2 separate regions of the Homo sapiens genome follow, and region 2 is linked to region 1. A link is an interaction called in ENCODE POLR2A ChIA-PET data of the cell type or tissue named here. Cell type or tissue: GM12878. All regions are shown on one strand. Links, peaks and the distances in the headings refer to the core of each region. The heading gives the core; the rest is flanking DNA. Region 1 overlaps CBX5 (chromobox 5). Region 2 holds the start of HOXC6 (homeobox C6).

Region 1 (9,847 bases), core at 3,117-5,616:
AGGAGTTCGAGACCAGCCTGGCCAACATGGTGAAATGCTGTCTCTACTAAAAATACAAAAAGTTAGCTGGGCGTGGTGGCAGGCACCTGTAATCCCAGCTACTCGGGAGGCTGAGGCAGGAGAATCGCTTGAACCCGGGAGGCGGAGGTTGCAGTGAGCTGAGATCGCGCCACTGAGCTCCAGCGTGGGCGATAGTGAGAGACTCTGTCTCAAAAAAAAAAAAAAAAAAAGATAAAAATATGTAAAAATTTAAATTAAAAAAAGAATTAAAGTTTTGAAAGAGGCAAGGGTCTTGCTATGTTAACCAGACAGGAGTGCAGTGGCTATTCACAGGTACGATCCTACTAATGCTCAAAATGGGAGTTCTGACCTGCTCTGGTTCACTCCTACTTAGGCAACCTGGTGGTCCCTCACTCCTGGGAGGTCACTATATTGATGCCAAACTTAATGCAGACACCTGATCGGTTTAGTGCACTACAGCCCAAAACTCCTGGACTCAAGCAATCCTCCCACTTCAACCTCCCTAGTAGCTGGGACCACGGGTACATACCACCATGCCTGGACTCTAAATGCTTTTGTGAGAATCGAAGAGAGCACAAGAGGTAGAATTTGATCACTGTCTAGCACAAAGTAGGCATTTAGTTATAGACAATGCTGATTTGTTCCAGTCTTTTATGAAATCCAGGGCATTTCTGAAAAAGGACCAATGTTTACTTTGTCTACCCCAAACCTTACCTTTTCCCCTTTCATCTATGGTAAGGTACCAGTAGCTCAATGACAGAGAAAGAGTTTCAAGTATCTTTCAAACACCCAAATATTTCCAGTGGAAATGGGCCCAATAAACATCTTCAAAATCTTCTGGTGTTACTTTAGTTCCTATCTGTTAGTGCTCTAGAGGTCTCTCAAACTTTAACAGTTCTCATCTCTAGTGGAAGCTGTGATACCACTCCTCTCTACAAACAGAGGGCATCTTCTGATTGTTGTGCTACCCATACTTGCACTCTGGGTGCTAGAGATGCTAAGCATCCTGCAATGCATGAATGATCCCACCTACAACGCCAATAATTCTCCAGATGAGAAACCTTGAGTCATGTAATGAAATAACCTCCAGTATGTTTCAAAGGTTCTTGACACATAGCCTTTATCCAAAAGTATTGGTAAACCACTGTATCTTTTAGTGTATTTAGGTCCTAGACTGCAGGAGCTGTGCCATCCAATATGGTAACCACTAGCCACATGTGCCTATTTGAAATGCAGCTAGTTTGAATGGAGATGCACTATAAAGTATAAAATACATCCCAGATTTTCAAGTCTTAGCACACACACACACACAAATTTCATTAATAACTTTTGTACTGATTAACGCTGAAATAGTATTTTTCACGTATTAGGTTAAATAAAATATTATTAAAATTAATTTCACAGCCAGGCACGGTGGCTCACGGCTGTAATCCCAGCACTTTGGGAGGCCAAGGCAGGTGGCTCACTTGAGCCTGGAAGTTCGAGACCAGCCTGAGTAACATGACAAAACCCTGCCTCTACTAAAAACACAGTCACCCAGGCTGGAGTGCAGTGGCGCAATCTTGGCTCACTGCAACCTCCGCCTCCTAGGTTCAAGTGATTCTCCTACCTCAGCCTCTGGAGTAGCTGGGATTACAGGGACCTGCCACCACACTTAATTTTTTTATTTTTAGTAGATGGAGTTTCACCATGTTGGCCAGGCTGGTCTCAAACTCCTGACCTCAGGTGATCCACCCGCCTCAGCCTCCCAAAGTGCTGAGATTAGAGTGCAAGCCACCACGCCTGGCCTTATAAGCACTACTGCTTATCCTTATTTCACTGAGGAGATAAAATGATTAAGGAAATTAGCCAAGGCCATCCAGTTTGTATCATAAGTGGTGGAGTTAGAATCTAGACCCAAGCAATCTGACTCTCGAGTCTGTGCTCCTAACCAATTCATTATACTGCCTTTCAAAAGCAGTATCATTAGAACGTAAGCTCCACAAGCGGAGAGATTTTGTTTTCTTTACTGCTGTGTCTTCTAACTCTTAGGAAGAGTGCAGGAGGGGGAAGAAAAAGACAAAAATGCTTGTGATTCCTAAGGAAGTAAACCAAAGGTATCTATCTCTACAGAGTCCCAACGCCTGGGGGAAAAAAGGAACTTACTCAGAAAAGCCTTTCCACTTCAGTAGATATTCCACTTGTCCCTTAACCACGCGCCTGTCTAGCACCTTCTCCACAACATACTCCTCCTCATCCTCTGAAGAAGAACTGTCAGCTGTCCGCTTGGTTTTCTTTCCCATGTCGCACACCGTTCCACCTGAAAGACTAAGGCCACCAGGTCCCTGCAAAGGCAAAGGACAAAATGGTTAGAATCCATGTGAGGAGTTAAAAACTTTGTCTTTTCTTGATGGGATGAAAAGGGGATAACACTGAGTTGCCATGTGCCCTGCTCTTGAGTCTCAAATCATTCTACAGATGAGTCCTAAGAGTTTAATTTAAAAATGAATCAGTCTTCACTTCCTCAACTACAACCTCCTCTTCGGCTAAAGAGACCAAAATTATTAGAAGGCACAACTGTTTAACTCTTCTATTTCAGATTCCAAAAGACAAGTAGTGTGGTATGTTATTCCTGGCTATGTTTGTAACTGTTTACAAGCCAGGAACTCAAACAGAAATGTGCAAAATCTTTAGTTAAATGAACCAAGATAAAATTAAAACCTTTTTCTCCAAGGTGAATAAGCGTCTTTATAAAAATGAAAAAAGAAAAGCCACTAAAATATGAGTTTTCTGTGCTCTGAGCATCTTGCCCAGTCTCTTAGCAGCACACAAAAAAGGCTTGCTTAGGCACCTTTCACCACATTTTCAGTGACTTGGTACATTTCCCTTAAACAAATTGAGCTTGTCCCTTCAGAGCATCCATCAGCTCACAAAAGCAAGGCTGACATCTCAAACACACTAATCTTCCTTTTTAGAAAGCTAATTTGGGGATGGGAGGGAGGCAGAAAGGAGAAAAAATTTTTCAGTCCTAAAATTCAAAATTAGTCACTAGATTATTCAGTAATTCCCAAGATGCAACTAACCCAAATAGTTAAGAAGGTACCTCTCCCTCTTAACTGAAGTTGACTCAGGGCCAAAGGAAGAGGAGGAGGAAAAAGAAGTCTGGCCCCAGACTCAGCATCAACATGAAGCCTCCTCAAAATACAGAGGAACCATTCATAGGCCCAAGGAAAGCTGAAGCAAGGAAACACAAATGGAAATTGAGTTAAGCTCAGAAATATGCACACCAGGGGGTACTCAACAGAGAATCTAGTTTTAAAAATTCCCATGTTGTTGTTCCATAATCATTTTTAAGAATTCTTCCTTAACCATGCTAAATGGTGCCTACAGTCTGGATTACAGAGTAGCAGAAATTGTTTTCTTAGCTGAACTCCATTATTATTTTCCTGTAATCTTTAAAGATGTTTATCAGCACCCTCTAAATATTTCCACCCTGACCAGAAAACCACTGGGTCAGGGAGGGCCCACTACTAACCTCAGAATGATGTTCAAGTCACATAAAAAGTGGCAATTATCAATTCACTTCAAATTAGCAAAATTTTAAAAATTATTACAAGAATATATAGTTGGAGACCATATCTCCAGAACTTATTAGCTATAGGTCTGCCCACCTAAAAAACTGCCTATACCCATTACTGCCCTATAAGACTAAGTTTTTATTAAAATACTCTATTTGGAAGAGGAAGTAGTAGCAAAATGTAGGTGCGGGGGGGTTAAAATAATTTTTCCATGAATTTAGAAGAGTCCTAAGCTTCAAGAAAATATCTTATGTGCTTTATTTAAAATAAAACAGCCTCCAACCTCACCAGAGACAGGAAATGTCATATTCCAGGGAGAGTACCCCACCCCCACCACCACTCACCTTGGAATTTCCGGGAGCTGAGCAGTTTAGGTCAGAGCGCTGGGGTTAAAACCAGCCCCATGTTAGATGCATGCAGTTAAGCATTGTGGCTATGGCCTCCCCTGCCTCACCAGGAAAAACAAGGATTTACATGTGTTCTTCATTTTGAGGGAGAGACAAGGAAAATCTCCCTTTATACCTTCATGCAGAAGAGGAGCCCCAAAGGTAGAAAATGAATGGGGGTTCCCTCCTTTACCTACCGGATCGCCCCAGTTCTTTCTTTCCCTCTGGGCTAACAGGAGGGGCCTCCCCTCCCAGGTCTGGGTCTTGGCGGGCTGGCAGCTCCCCTGCCCCCACCCAGCTGCCTGGGCGCCACTGCGCAGCTGTCCCAGTCCGTTGCCATAGCAACTGGCAGCAGTACTACACTAAGGGGGAGAAGCAAATGGAAAAGTTAAAAGGCTTAACTTTCCTTTTCAGTGAAGACTGGGTGGAGAAATTGGAAGGTACCTCTCTTGGCCTCAAGGCTAAGGCATTCAGAGCTTAAGGGAATTACTTCTTAGGTTTTAAATCCAGTATTTATGCTTATTCCTCTAACAGCACTGTGAATTAATCAATAACATTTTAAGATCATCTAACAAGATTACAGCTCAACTGAAGGGGGAGGGGAAAGGCTCGATCCTTCTACAACACGATCAGTACAAACCACCCATCACTTAATCCAGCCCACCAGAGCACTTTGGGCAATCCCATTTTACCGTCTGTCACAGAACAGTTAATTAAAATTGCTTGAGGGGAAAAATAACAGGAAACAGGGGAGGGGAAGTATTTTAAAGACACTATATAACTTTCCTTCTTTGGGGGGATTACTAGAGACAAAATCCAAAGACATGAAGCACTACCAAAACAACAACCAAAAAAAAAAAAAAAAAAAACCCCTTTTAACTAAAATTAGAGGTGGAGGGCCAGGTGCAGTGGCTCATGCCTGTAATCCCAGAACTTTGGGAGGCCGGGACGGGGCAATCATTTGAGGTCACGTGCTCAAGACTAGCCTGACCAACGTGGTGAAACCCCGTCTCTACTAAAAATACAAAAAAATTAGCCAGGTGTGGTGGCAGGCGCATATAGTCCCAGCTCCTCAGGGGGCTGAGGGAGGAGAAATCGCTTGAACCCAGGAGGCAGAGGTTGCAGTGAGCCTAGATCGCACCACTGCACTCCAGCCTGGGCGACAAGAGTGAGACTGTCTCGAAAAAATAAAACAAAATGAATTTAGGTGGAAAAAAATTCCTAAGAAGCTTAAAAAAAAAAAAGAGGAGAGCAGTTCTGCCACAACCTAATGGTTGATAAATTTAAACCACTTATAGGTTGCTCTATAATGTTATAAAACAGATTTTTAAATAATTATTCATCACCTGATACATTATTAATATACAACTCTCTGTATCAGTATGTCTCAATACTTGAGAAAAGGAGTACTAGGATAAATAAAAAAGATATATAGAGACTTGAAATACTGTAAGTTTTCCATTCTTCTGGCTCTAAAGAACATTTTAGAGAGCTCCAAAACTCTACTCTGCTTTATAGATGTGGGAACTTTAAAGCCAGAAGTGGCTGCCATAGGAGAGTAAGAAAAAGGGACAATCAAAAGCAAAGAACTCAGTTGAGCCAGGAACAGTGGCTCACACCTGTAATCCCAGCACTTTGGGAAGCCGAGGCAGGTGGATTACCTGAGGTCAGGAGTTCGAGACCAGCCTGACCAACATGGTGACGCCCCATCTCTACTAAAAATGCAAAAATTAGCCAGACATAGTAGCACTTGCCTGTAATCCCAGCTACTTGGGAGGCTAAGGCAGGAGAATCGCTTGAACCTGGGAGGCAGAGGTTGCAGTGAGCCGAGACTGCGCCACTGCACTCCAGCCTGAGCAACAAGAGCGAAACCGTCTCAAAAAAAAAAAAAAAAGAACTCAGTTGAGAAGAAGCACAATGGTGACTATTACGACTGTCAAACAGAAGAAACCATAGGGTGTAAGACCAAAGTAGAAATTTTTTTCTTTTTTCTTTTTTTTTTTTGAGACGGAGTCTCGCTCTGTCACCAGGCTAGAGTGCTGTGGCGCCATCTCGGCTTACTGCAACCTCCAACTCCCTGGTTCAAGGGATTCTCCTGCCTCAGCCTCCCAAGTAGCTGGGATTACAGGCATGTGCCACCACGCCCAGCTAATTTTTGTATTTTTAGCAGAGATGGGGTTTCATCATGTTGGCCAGGATGGTCTCGATTTCCTCATCTTGTGATCCGCCCACCTGGGCCTCCCAAAGTGCTGGGATTACAGGCATGAGACACTGCACCCGGCCAGAAATTTTTTAATTACAAAAGATTTCCTCAGATTTGAATGGACCATCAGCAAACCTCCAATTAAAAACGGCATTTTTCAACTCTTACCTTTTAACTTTTCATAATTAAGGGATATAAAAACAATAACAAACATTTAAATAGGATCCTGACTCTGATTAACTTGCCATGTGTTATCCTGAGTAAATAAATTTTCCATCTAACCCCGGCATCATTTAAACGGGCTAAATAAATCTGTACTACCTGCCCTACGTACCTCCGAGGGAAAAAGTGAGTTTATGTTGAAACCAAAGATCTATTAAGTCCCCCAAAAAGAACCTTCTGTAAAAATATGTCAGGGCTGAATACAACAGCAGAAGAAAATATGTGACCTTCCAAATTCCTAAGCTAGTAAACCATATCACATGCAGTAACTCCTGCAGCTCAACACATTAGTAGATAGCAAGAAAAAGAGGAACAGTGTCTTTGTTAACTAGGCACTGGAAAACGAATAAACCTTCAGAGAACAGGGTAGGTACGTTCTCTCTCAAGGGCAAAATACTTATTCCTTAAAACTCAGACAAACTTTAAAGATGGCAGAATGAAAAGACTAATAGTAACTCTGTGAAGGAATAAGGAACAGGAGAGAATGACAGCAATACTAACATTTTGGTGAAACCTTTCAGAGAAAGAAAAGTGAATTTAATGAGGAAAGAGACAAAAATATTCTGGTGTCCACCCCTCCCCACAAAACATCAGAAAATAAAGATTGAGTTCAATTCCCTCCTTTCCACCCTTAAGAACTGCCTAAAGGGCACATGGGCCGAGGTCCTTTTCTTTTTGGGAAATGGGTTTTGTAACCACTGACAAATCGAATTGGGCCTGATGCCAGGAGTCAGAGTACAACCATAATATTCTTTAAAGGATGGCATGCAATTGTCTTGTAAATCTCCTAGACAGTCACAGATCAGAAGCTGGCAAGGATGACGACATAGTTCTGATGGAATGTGTCTTATCTTAACCTTGAAGTTACAGATCTGCTCAGGAGCAGCAGTAAGAAATGAGAAATGCACTCAGACATCGGAGGGGACATAATTCTCTTTTAGACAGTGTGACCCGGAGTATTAGGGTCAAATGAAACACAAAGCCAGTCAAACAATTTAAGGGCTAGAGCCTAGACCAGATAAAGCATCAAGACTGGTGGTTCACACTGAGCTTAGGAGGAGGGAGCTTTCCAGCATGAGAAATGAGACATGGCTGGCAGGATGATGGAGTGATTAAGATAGAATCCCAATACCATGACAGAGGAAAAGAAGATGAGCCTCTGAACACAACCTTATCCTTGTGGAAATCTCCAAGGGAAAGGGTGAGTAGCTTCTCAAATTTCTGGAGTCTTTCAGGCATAACAGCTCTCAGCCTTCTCTCTTAAATATACATAGGAACTATCTGGTAAAGCTACCAATAACTATAGATTACAGCACCTAAGGCCCATTGAGATGAGAAAAGAGGCTGGGCGCGGTGGCTCACGCCTGTAATCCCAGCACTTTGGTAGGCCGAGGCGGGCAGATCTCCTGAGGTCAGGAGTTCCAGACCAACCTGGCCAACATGGTGAAACCCTGTCTCTACTAAAAATACAAAAATTAGCCAGGTGTGGTGGCAGGCACCTGTTATCTCAGCTACTTGGGAGGCTGAGGCAGGAGAATCACTTGAACCCAGAAGATGGAGGTTGCAGTGAGCCGAGATCAAGCCATTGCACTCCAGCCTGGACAACAAGGGCAAAACTCCGTCTCAAAAAAAAACCAAACAAAAAACTTATCAGTCCTCAGCAATTACAGAGAGGGCATCACAAGCAAGCTAGGGCAACCCAGAAAAACAAGAGGTAGGCCGGCACAGCGGCTCTCGCCTGTAATCCCAGCACTTTGGGAAGCCAAGGCAGGTGGATCATGAGGTCAGGAGTTTGAGACCAGCCTGGCCAACATGGTGAAACCCCGTCTCTACTAAAGACACAAAAAAATTAGTCAGGCGTGGTGTAATCCCAGCTACTCGGGAGGCTGAGGCAGTTACGCACCTGTAATCCCAGCTACTCAGGAGGGTGAGGCAGGAGAATCGCTTAAACGGGAGGCGGAGGTTGCAGTGAGCTGAGATCGCGCCACTGCACTCCAGCCTGGGCAACAGGGTAAGACTCTATCTCAAAAAAAAAAAAAAAAAAAAAGAAAAGAAAAAAGAAAAAAAAAGGCCAGGCGCAGTGGCTCACGAGGTCAGGAGATTGAGACCATCCTGGCTAACATGGTGAAACCCTGTCTCTACTAAAAATACAAAAAATTAGCCAGATGTGGTGGCGGGAGCCTGTAGTCCCAGCTACTGGGGAGGCTGAGGCAAAAGAATGGTGTGAACCCAGGAGGCGGGGCTTGCAGTGAGCCGAGATCGCACCACTGCACTCCAGCCTGGGAGACAGCGTGAGACTCCGTCTCAAATAAAAAAGAGGTAATGGTTAGCCCTCAGCATTGACCGTTTAATGCTGGAAGAACCCACATAGGGTCCCTGGTATCTGTCTGCTTTGTCCAGTTCAGGTTCTACTCTCATCCCTCCAGTCATTTCTTTTTTGAGACAGGGCCTCGTTCTGTTGTTCAGGCTGCAGTGCAGTGGTGCGGACAGTTTATTGCAGTCTCAAACTCCTGGGCTCAAGCAATCCTCTCACCTTGGCCTTCTGAGCAGCTGGGACCACAGGGGCACGCCACCATGCCTGGCTACATTTTTTTATTTTTTGGTGAGATGCAGTCTCACTGTGTTGCCCAAGCTGGTCTCAAACTTCTGGGCTGAAGCAATCCTCCTGCCTTACCCCCACAAAGCAGTCACTACTTCTCAATACCAATTCTGGTGGCTTTTCTTATCTTGTTATAGTCATTTCATTTTCATCACCACTTATGAGCAAAAGTACACATAATTCTAGATCTTTCACTAAGCTTTCTTCTTATTAAGAATGAAAGCCAGCCGGGCGCAGTGGCTCATGCCTGTAATCCCAGCACTTTGGGAGGCCAAGGTGGGTGGATCACCTGAGGTCGGGAGTTTGAGACCAGGCTGGCCAACATGGCGAAACCCCATCTCTACTAAAAATACAAAAATTAGCCAGGTGTGGTGGCAGGTGCCTGTAATCCCAGCTACTGGGGAGGCTGAGGTAGGAGAATCGCTTGAATCTGGGAGGTAGAGGTTGCAGTGAGCCAAGATTGCGCCACTGCACTCTAGCCTGGGAGACAAGAGTGAAACTCCATCTCAAAGAAAAAAAAAAAGAAAAAGAAAGCCAATTGGTAAGCTGCCTCACTGAACTACCCACTGAATTAAAGATGGTAATCAAACCAAATGTCAAGATGCATAATCAATGAGCTCTCCATTGTAGAGTTTCAACATAAATTCTATAAGCCCCCTAACTAAGCAAAATCCTTTAGGAAGTAAGCCAGGGTTAAAGAGCAGAGGAGAGCGCATATGCAAAGCTCCCTATCACATGGATTAATTAGATATGCCATTGATGAGTGGTTGCAGTTGGCCCAGACTTGCACGATTCCCACTTCTCCTTAAGGCCCTTAGGGAGAGAGTGGCTTAGGTGAAGATTAAATTGTCAGCTACAG
Region 2 (9,847 bases), core at 6,738-9,237, 230 kb before region 1:
ACAAGGGAGACCAGTTGTCTTGAAATTGAGTTCTGCGGGATTCTTTTCACGGGCATGGTGGGGCTGCAAGCAGTTCGGAGTAGTCAGGGCCCTGGCGCTGGAAGCCTCACTGGAGCGATGAAGGGATCAGAGTGGTTAATAAGGTGGCCTCTGGACAGTGATCTGGGGCAGCTGCTGGCCAGGGTGCTTGGAGAAGCTTGTGGAAAAGGCAAGCCAAAAGGGGTAGGGATGCAGTGAATATCTGTTTCTCCCCCTGCTTGCCCCAGCCGGCCGCTCACCCCGCCCCAGCCCGATTTGCCTGCATCCGTGGCGGCAGATTGGGAGTTCTCTAAGGTCCCCCAAATACCCAGATCTGGTTACTGGATGAACTGCGTTTTAATCCTCGTCGCTATCTGAGCCAGGACAAGACCTGGTCAGGGAGACGGCTGGTCCGGGCAGCACGGGAGAGGACGCTGGACCCGCTGCCTGTGGCCTGGAGCACTGAGTATGGGCTACCAAGGCTGAGAATTGATGGGCCTCCTTTCCCAGCCTTTTTCCCTTCCAGAGACACAAAAAGACAGAGCAGAGGGGAAATATCAATGTCAGTGGAAAACCCCATAAAAGAAAGCAGGGACCAGAGCGGGGCTGGAGGGGTTTTCCGCTACTCTCTCTAGGTGATCGGGTTCCTCCCAAGACTCTTGTCCAGACAGGCTGCACCAAGAGGTGTGCAGCTTTCTTCCACCTTCCTCCCGCCCTTCAAGGAGGGCAGCCTTAGGCTTTCTGGGCCTTGGTCACCCCAGGCACTGGGGTGACATTACTCCAGGATTGTGCCCCTCGCCCAGCCCACGGCCTCTGCCACGGCGCCGCAGCCGCTCCTGTTTATTGTGTCTGTGAGTTGTTTACTTGTTTTGTCTGCTGCCACCCTGCGTCAGAAACCCGCCAAACCAGCGAACTCGCCCAGGAGAACAAAGTGCTGTGCTATCCCCGGACTCCCTCCCCTTTCCAGCAACCCCCTCCTGCCCTCACAAGCTCCTGCATTCTCCCTTTCGGAGGGGAGGAAGCAGAAATAGTCTTAAAACAGGGCAGCTGTTTATAGGGTCAGGGGAATTATGGGGACACCATAAACCTCTGGGTGTCCCTGTGGTGGACAGACTTCTGAGCAGCCCTTCCCTTGCCTAGGCTTTTCTTCCTTCCCCTGGTGACCACTTGGTTAAGGGGGCCACACTCATTGAGAAAGTTGAGCCCACCCCCATCAACCCAGTCCCCCACTACCCCACTCCTTTCTGCAGGAGTTTCCCTGAGACACAGGTTGTTGGGTTTTAAATCAGGGTAATGTTGGTGGATTCATAAAGCTAGATATAGCATGTCATTCTTCTCCCACACTCCCTCTCCTCAGCCCCCCAAAATTGCAGTGAATTTAAGCAAATCCTACAAAATTAAATTGCCCCTTTGCTAAAGATCCTATATGTCTCCAATCCTGCCAGGTGTAGAGTCAGATAGTTGGCTTTTGGCCTTTAATTTTGCTGCTAGCTATTAAATTTAAAAGAGTATCATTGAAGTAAGTAATATTCTCATTTCTGAAATTAATTTTCCCCTCCCAGTCTCTCTCTCTCTCTTTTTGCCAGCACAGATTAAATGGTTCTTTCAGATCTGCAAACAATAAAGGATAAAATTATTTATAGGGAAATGAGGATGCTGTTTTATTGTTGGCATATTGTTCCAGAACATAACAACATTTTATTTTCAAGCAGGAGAGGTTAGACCAGGGGGAGAAAGAGGGGGAAAGGAAAAAACATGAAAGGAGGGCAGGAACCCACACACAAAACTCCTGCCATGTATAACTGGTAGGACATTTACAATTTCTATATGACAACTCACTGTGATGTCATAATACCGAGTTCTTGAATTTTATAATTCTCATGAACCTCTCAAATGGGTCCAAGCAGTGCTTCATGTGGAGGGGTATAGAAGAAGCCAGGAGGCTGGGGATCCTTTGACCCAGTGCAGAGCAGCACACCCCCTATTGCGGCTTCTTCCTCATGTGACATCCTCTTGAGGCCCTATTCTGGGGGCTGAAAATATTCTGGATATTCTGCATTTTAATTTTTCTCCTGGGCCAAGCAGGGCCACTTGCTTTGCCCCCCTCAAGTGTCCCTAGGCATCTAAGCTCTCTCCCCATTCCCAGATCACAGAGAGCTGTGTCCCCAGGCTCTCCCCAAGCCCCCTCCTCAGCTAATACTCAGCTGCTTGGAATAGAGGTGGGAGGCTTGGGCACCAGCCCCCAAAAAGCCAGAAATGATTTTTTCCAGATGGAGCTGGAAGGGGGCTCAGGGCTGAGCGTGATGGGGTAGAGATGTTTGGGACCTATTTTACGTTTTAACCTTAAGTCAGAGAAGTGAATTGAGAAGCCAAACAAATGCCAATGTGAGAGTTTGTATCTGCTGATGGTAGCAGCAATAAGTGAAGTGCTGGTAAGGAAAGGTCAGGCAGAAATCTGGAAAGAGAGAGGGAGGAGAGGAAATGTGACATGAGTTAGCAGAGCCCTTCCATATACCTTTCTTCTCCGTTTAATTGTAATAAAGCAAAAGCAGCTCGGGTAGCCTCTCAACCTCTTAGCTCAAAAGAGGAATCACCAGCGCAGGCCTTGGAGGTGTTTGGGGGCAGTTCTCAGCAGCTTAACATGCCCAATCTGCCCTCTTCCTCCTTTCCCCCTCCCTGCTGATCCCCAGCTCCCTTCAACTGGTCAGCCCGGGCCCTGTCCCCAAAATATTAGCACCCCCAAATGATATCCATTTCTGTGTTAGGTGTGTCAAATTTCACTTCTCTCCATGCCTAAACTTTGAAAGGAGGAGTGTACCTTTTTGGAATGCGGTGTGTGTAGCGGGGGCAGGTATGTGCTCAGACAGCTTCCCCCATCATATCTATGGGAAACTGGAAGCCCCTTAGGTGAGCCATGCTTTGGTGTTCCCAAACAGCATTCCCTGCATTCAGGTTCTCTGGCAGACCAGGAGGCTCTTTGCGATCTGATCCTTTGACTAGGAGTTCCATGGAGATCAAAGGAGCTTATTTATACACAAAACACCAGGCATTTGGAGTAGAATTTATTTTTTAATTTCTAAATAAAAAAGTCTAATCATAGACCAATCGGGCCAACTGAGCAGTCGCTCCAGAACAGCAAAGCCTTAACCAAATAGTGTGATTATGAGGGGAGCTGAGCAATTACTGAAACTCGGCTTTCTCCGTAAGAGGGATTTTAGCCCTCGCCCAGTGGCACAAAAGGGGCCAGCGGGGCAACCGTTCTTCTCTTGCTCAGAAAAGTGAGACTTGGGGGTGGTGGGGGCAGGGTCGGGCAGCTGCGGTCGCGTCCAGGCAGCTGAGCACCCAGGCCAGGCGCTGAGGCTGAGCACTGAGTCCTGAGGCTCCAGTGCTTGGGTCCCCGAGCAGCCTCAGGAGGCACCGAGCTGTAGTTGCAGCGCGGCAGTCAGGAATGGAGTATGTGTATCTGTGTGCGAGGGTTGGTGAGTTACAAACATCCGCGCAGAGTTAGGGGATCTGGGGAGAGAGAGGAGACAGGGAGAACACAACTAAGGAGGACCTCTGGAAAATATTGTCCCCAAATAAAAATTCCAGATCTCATCCCTCTCACTTCAAATATCCCTCCCCAGGAAATTAATATATTTCCCAGAGCTGAGTGGAAAGCAAAGGCCAGCAAGGTGAGGCCTGCCCACGAACTTCTTCAGGCTGGGTCCAGTCCCACCCACCCTTTCCCCAGTTCAGAGCTCACATGCCCCCAGCCTTTCCCTGGCCTAAAGGGGAGTAAGGCTGGAGTGGTAGCATTTAACTTGCCTAGGGAAATCCCCAAGTGCCCAGGCTGCAATGCCACCCTTATCCTTGGGGACTCCAGGCCAGTGACTGCACCCCACTCAGGTCCAAGGCGCAGGCAGTAAATTTCTCTCCTATAATTAGCGCTATCAAAAGCATGTGTTTTGCATTGGAGAGGACTGGAGAAGCAAGTGGCAATTTTTCCCTTGTATTCTTTTTCTGTGTTTTTTGAATTCTGTTTTTGAATCCACTAATTAAAGCTTCTCTGAAAGTGAAAATCTGCTCTTGACACCAAGCCCCTTCCGAATGCCTGATTTGGGAGGCTAAGGGGCCAGAGCAGTAGCAAGGAGACCTGCAAGCCTGATGGGGTTGGGGGGTAGTGTTCTCTGATTTCTTTAGGCTCGTTTTATAGAAACAAAGAACAAGTTCTCTCCCCTCCTTCCCAAGACTTGTGCATATTTACAGAGCACAACTGCAGTTTTAATAAAACATCTGTTCTTGCTTCTGCTGATGAGTTTCCATAATTGTTTTCAGACAAATTTAACAGGAAAATATAAATATATTTAGAAAAATCTAAGTCCCAGCTTTCCCCCTATAGACAGCCATTCTTTTGCCAAAAAAATAAAATTAACATGAAATGGGAAAAAGAAAATATAATCCAATGTAGGGAAGATCGGGCTCATCTGACCTGCTCTCCCCCCTTGGAGCGAATCCTTTCAGCAAATTTCAGCTGCATAATTAAAGATCTAAGAGAAAGAAGAGGGCTTCTTCTTTCCTCAGGAATGAAAGGTAATTGGGGGGGGGGGAGGTGTTGAAAATTAATTTTGCCAAAGGTCTTTAAGCAGTGGAGGAATTTATTTGTATTTCTGTTTCCCCTTCTCTCCCCCTTCCAGCATTTCTGCCTTTTTCACCCAGCAGCTGGTTTCTGTTCATTATAAATCGGCGAGACCTTTCAGTCTCTGCCCTCTGTTTAGGGACGTCATAAAACACTTAACTTTCTGGGGCTGAGGCTCACATTCTGCCTCTCAGGTCGCCAACCTCCCTGAGCCCACCGACTTTAGGCCCCAATAGAGAATCTCCCCAACTTTGGGGCCCCTTTCCTCTCCAGACATGGTTGAGGAGGGGCTCAAGGAAACCTAGGCATCCTTGCTGGGGGCTGTAGTCCATGCTGCCCCAGAAGCCCCTTCTTTCTTCCAAGGTCCTTCCCTCCCCCACCCAGACATAAAAGAGATTTTTAAATACATAGAAAATCAACACTCATTGAAAGTGAAACCTCATTAAGACATCCTATCTTCCATCATTCAATTTGTTGTACATTGCAACAATTTAATATCTTGAAGGAAATATCACTGACATGATTTATCCCTCTAGCAATCTCTCTCTGAAATTGGAGGGGGGGACAGAGTTACTCTCTCTTCCGGCCTCTTCTACTTGTTACACCACTACCCTTAGGGCAGAAAGGAGGCTGGGAACTCTGAGAGAGGCTACTTGTGTCCAGGGGTGCACTGACTTGTTCCCTAGCTCAGTCCCCAGAGTACTCCTGCCTTGTTGTCTCTCCCCCACCTCTTGCCCTCCAGGGGGCCTGAAGCCTCAGCCAGCTGTTGGAAACCTCTGCTCAGGCATGCCATGAATTCGAGGACAGCTGGATTCTAGGGCAAAAAGCAACTCACATTGGTGTCTATGTTTGTGTACCTGCCAAGTCACCCCAAAAATGAGATAACTCATCTAAAATTTTTTTTCTTAATTTAAAAATCCTCCTCTACCCTTTCCCCTTCATTTCCTTGGGGAGAAGAAAGTGTGATCTAGAAGGAGGAACCTTTATAATTATAGGAGTCTTTCCCCTTCCCTTCCAAATACCGACAAATTTCTGTCCTTTCTGGAGGATTGGGGCTGTATTTTCTAAAACCAACACAAATTGTCTGGCAGGAAGACTCTTCAACCCCCTAACGAGGTTCATGTATTAACTAACATGTTGTCTCCACCAGCTCCTGCACACTGTCTGCTTTTGGGTTCGAAACTTTATTTTTCCCCCCTAGCGACACTCCAGGGAAACCTTAACGTTACAGAAGATGAATAAACGAGTTTTTTCTCAGCATAGTCCCGTTTATGGCTTTATTGCTACCCATTGATTACTCCGCTTTGTTACACAGAAGGAAAAGATCATAAAATCCGGCGACATCCGGGTTCTTGTTATAGCCAGCTTTCCCCCCCCCCAACCCACCCAAAAATGGTGGGGGGGGGGGGATATGAGCTTTCTCTGCTCCCCGCACACTCCCCACCACCCTTCTTTGTCAACTCAAGGCATTTTCAGCCTATATCACGATATCAAATTAAGTTTGGACTAATCAGGAGAAAACCCCCATCTGCACACTTTCCGCTGTTTCAGTTCGCCTACTGCGGCTCCCTCACAAGCCTCGGATTCAGCTGCCTTTTCGTAACCGTCTCTTCCCTTTTTTTAGCCCCAAGATGGGGGAATAAAATGGGCGTTGAGGTTGCTGAGAGGCCCATCCCCACCACGGGTGACTGGCACTTGGGTGAGAGCTCCTTAGAACCCCTTTCTGAAGTCTCCAAGCCTCATAGCTCAGGTCCAGGGGCGCCTCCACTGGCGGTGCCCTGAGTCTGGAGGGGGCAGGGGGGCTTCTGACCAAGGCAGGGGCTTGAGCCTGCAGGAAGCTAACTGTCCATCAGAGCCCCACCAGCCTTCTCTTTCTGGCTGGATCCTATGTGAATTACCCCACAGGCCCTCACTGGCTCCAAATAATAAATTCTCACCAACATAAACAGGAGTTGATGTCTCTAGAAAGATTCTCAGAGTTTTCGTTCTTCCTCTCTCTCTCTTTCTCTCTGTCTTTCCCCCTCCGGTGCCACCTCCCTACATTTTACTTCTTTTTCTCCTTTTTCTATTGCATTTTTTATACATTTTCCCTTTTAGGCAAAAATGCTGGAAGAGTTTTCCCAACAGAGGGGTCCTGAGAAGGAGGCAGAAGGGAGCCAGGAGGCAAAGGAGAGCAGATGCGTGGCCCATTTGCCCACTCCAGCTCTGCCACTGTACCCTGAAGTCTTGCCCCTTTAGACCTAGTTGTTCCCCACATCCCTACTACATTCAAGACTCTCAGCCACACTCTACTTACTCAGGGGAACAGGTTTTATGAAATTTCTTTCTACTTTTGATTTTTTTTTAATTATTGGTGAAAAAAATACTAGTTTAGTGATGGGACTCACTCCATGGAGTGTCAAAACAGGATTTCCTGCAGGATTTCTAGGGACCCCCCTCCTGTGCTGGGAGGGAGTTCTTCCCTTGGAGAAATCAGGATGTAATTTTAGAAGGGGGCAGATATAAAACATGAAACCAGATTGAAAATACAGGGGTTTCTCTAGCCCTGGCTCTGGCCACAGCACAGCAAAGTTAGCTGGGGCTGAGAGATTTCCTGGTAGTACAGCTCTCCTTCCCTGAGTCCCAAGGCCCTGCTCAGGGACATGCACCCCTCCTTCACCACCAAACCAGTTCCCTTACATATATATATATATATATATATTTTTTAAAAGAAATCCAAGTCTTACTTTCAAAGCACACACTTAGTCTCAACTAGGGAATCAACAGAAGCAGAAGCGATTTTTTTCCCCCTTCCTGACATCTGGCTTGCGATTGGCTGGGAGGGGGTCAGCTGACTTTGTCATTTTGTCTGTCCTGGATTGGAGCCGTCCCTATAACCATCTAGTTCCGAGTACAAACTGGAGACAGAAATAAATATTAAAGAAATCATAGACCGACCAGGTAAAGGCAAAGGGATGAATTCCTACTTCACTAACCCTTCCTTATCCTGCCACCTCGCCGGGGGCCAGGACGTCCTCCCCAACGTCGCCCTCAATTCCACCGCCTATGATCCAGTGAGGCATTTCTCGACCTATGGAGCGGCCGTTGCCCAGAACCGGATCTACTCGACTCCCTTTTATTCGCCACAGGAGAATGTCGTGTTCAGTTCCAGCCGGGGGCCGTATGACTATGGATCTAATTCCTTTTACCAGGAGAAAGACATGCTCTCAAACTGCAGACAAAACACCTTAGGACATAACACACAGACCTCAATCGCTCAGGATTTTAGTTCTGAGCAGGGCAGGACTGCGCCCCAGGACCAGAAAGCCAGTATCCAGATTTACCCCTGGATGCAGCGAATGAATTCGCACAGTGGTGAGTTTTACAGCTCCGAGATATAAATTAAATAAACTGAACTGGCTTTATGACCGGCTTCCCTAGAAGAACGGGCGGAGAGAGTTTTTTATGGCCCCATAAAAACAATCACGCTCGTCTCCTCACCGAGACAGGGCCCCCTCTTCTGCCCCCTCAGCTCGCCTCTCGCTCGCTTGCAGGGGCCTGGCCCCCTTGGCCCCTGACGGATTGGAGGGCCCCAAGGCGGGCTGAGGGGGCAGGAACAGGGCAGGGGATGAGGGGAGGGAGCAGAAGATAGGGGAGCCCCCCAAAGTGGAGTCAGTCTGAGGAGAAGGGAGGGGGAGAGGAGAGGCAGATAAGTGGGGAGAAGTTTCCAAGGAACTAGGATGCTTGGGGAGATGGGGGAGCCCAGTCCTTGAGAAAGGGGGCCCTCATCCCCATTATCTGGGATTTTTCAAAAATCTGCTTTTAGACTTGCAGCTTTCTGTTTGCCTTTTGCCCCGCCCCCCCGCCCCCCCCCCCACCACACACCTTTCTTTGGGACACACAGGTCCCACCTTATAGGAGGTCTGAAGTTGGGGTCCTCGCTGTACCCCCAGTGGGGGTGGGGCAAGGCAAAAGGGAGAAGGCTAGAGCCCTAAGGAGGCTGTGAGCTGCTGGCCAGGTTGGGAGGGTCAGGACTTTGCTAGGCGAAACAGTCTGCAGAGGACGCTTTGCTGATTGCTTTTAGTGTGTTTTGTGCCCGGATCTTTAGGGGTCGGCTACGGAGCGGACCGGAGGCGCGGCCGCCAGATCTACTCGCGGTACCAGACCCTGGAACTGGAGAAGGAATTTCACTTCAATCGCTACCTAACGCGGCGCCGGCGCATCGAGATCGCCAACGCGCTTTGCCTGACCGAGCGACAGATCAAAATCTGGTTCCAGAACCGCCGGATGAAGTGGAAAAAAGAATCTAATCTCACATCCACTCTCTCGGGGGGCGGCGGAGGGGCCACCGCCGACAGCCTGGGCGGAAAAGAGGAAAAGCGGGAAGAGACAGAAGAGGAGAAGCAGAAAGAGTGACCAGGACTGTCCCTGCCACCCCTCTCTCCCTTTCTCCCTCGCTCCCCACCAACTCTCCCCTAATCACACACTCTGTATTTATCACTGGCACAATTGATGTGTTTTGATTCCCTAAAACAAAATTAGGGAGTCAAACGTGGACCTGAAAGTCAGCTCTGGACCCCCTCCCTCACCGCACAACTCTCTTTCACCACGCGCCTCCTCCTCCTCGCTCCCTTGCTAGCTCGTTCTCGGCTTGTCTACAGGCCCTTTTCCCCGTCCAGGCCTTGGGGGCTCGGACCCTGAACTCAGACTCTACAGATTGCCCTCCAAGTGAGGACTTGGCTCCCCCACTCCTTCGACGCCCCCACCCCCGCCCCCCGTGCAGAGAGCCGGCTCCTGGGCCTGCTGGGGCCTCTGCTCCAGGGCCTCAGGGCCCGGCCTGGCAGCCGGGGAGGGCCGGAGGCCCAAGGAGGGCGCGCCTTGGCCCCACACCAACCCCCAGGGCCTCCCCGCAGTCCCTGCCTAGCCCCTCTGCCCCAGCAAATGCCCAGCCCAGGCAAATTGTATTTAAAGAATCCTGGGGGTCATTATGGCATTTTACAAACTGTGACCGTTTCTGTGTGAAGATTTTTAGCTGTATTTGTGGTCTCTGTATTTATATTTATGTTTAGCACCGTCAGTGTTCCTATCCAATTTCAAAAAAGGAAAAAAAAGAGGGAAAATTACAAAAAGAGAGAAAAAAAGTGAATGACGTTTGTTTAGCCAGTAGGAGAAAATAAATAAATAAATAAATCCCTTCGTGTTACCCTCCTGTATAAATCCAACCTCTGGGTC

The links. ChIA-PET counts read pairs that join two places held together with the same protein. Peaks named below come from ENCODE experiments on the same cell type or tissue, not always from the same donor. Only the 100,000 strongest peaks of a DNase experiment are listed, where the experiment ranks them.
Region 2: POLR2A ChIA-PET joins it to region 1 with 5 read pairs; 5 of 35 experiments call an interaction of 5 or more read pairs at or near these places.

Annotation. Positions count from the first base shown.
Region 1 is chr12:54,255,348-54,265,194 of GRCh38, forward strand. It overlaps CBX5 (chromobox 5), which reads right to left. Exons shown (of 5, transcript NM_012117.3): 2 at 2,167-2,345. The coding sequence starts at 2,303. SCAT2 (S-phase cancer associated transcript 2) reads left to right here and starts at 7,268. Exons shown (of 2, transcript NR_157844.1): 1 at 7,268-7,590. It also overlaps the pseudogene RN7SL390P. RefSeq lists enhancers at 1,116-1,777, 3,971-4,140. In GM12878, for the core only: no CTCF peak of the experiment used is centred there; a DNase peak (open chromatin) is centred at 4,364; H3K4me3 peaks cover 1,335 bases; H3K27ac peaks cover 2,262 bases.
Region 2 is chr12:54,020,932-54,030,778 of GRCh38, forward strand. HOXC6 (homeobox C6) reads left to right here and starts at 7,509. Exons shown (of 2, transcript NM_004503.4): 1 at 7,509-7,990; 2 at 8,724-9,847. The coding sequence starts at 7,591. The coding sequence ends at 9,031. It also overlaps a transcript of HOXC4 not described here and a transcript of HOXC5 not described here. RefSeq lists enhancers at 1-730, 798-1,007. In GM12878, for the core only: no CTCF peak of the experiment used is centred there; no DNase peak of the experiment used is centred there; H3K4me3 peaks cover 497 bases.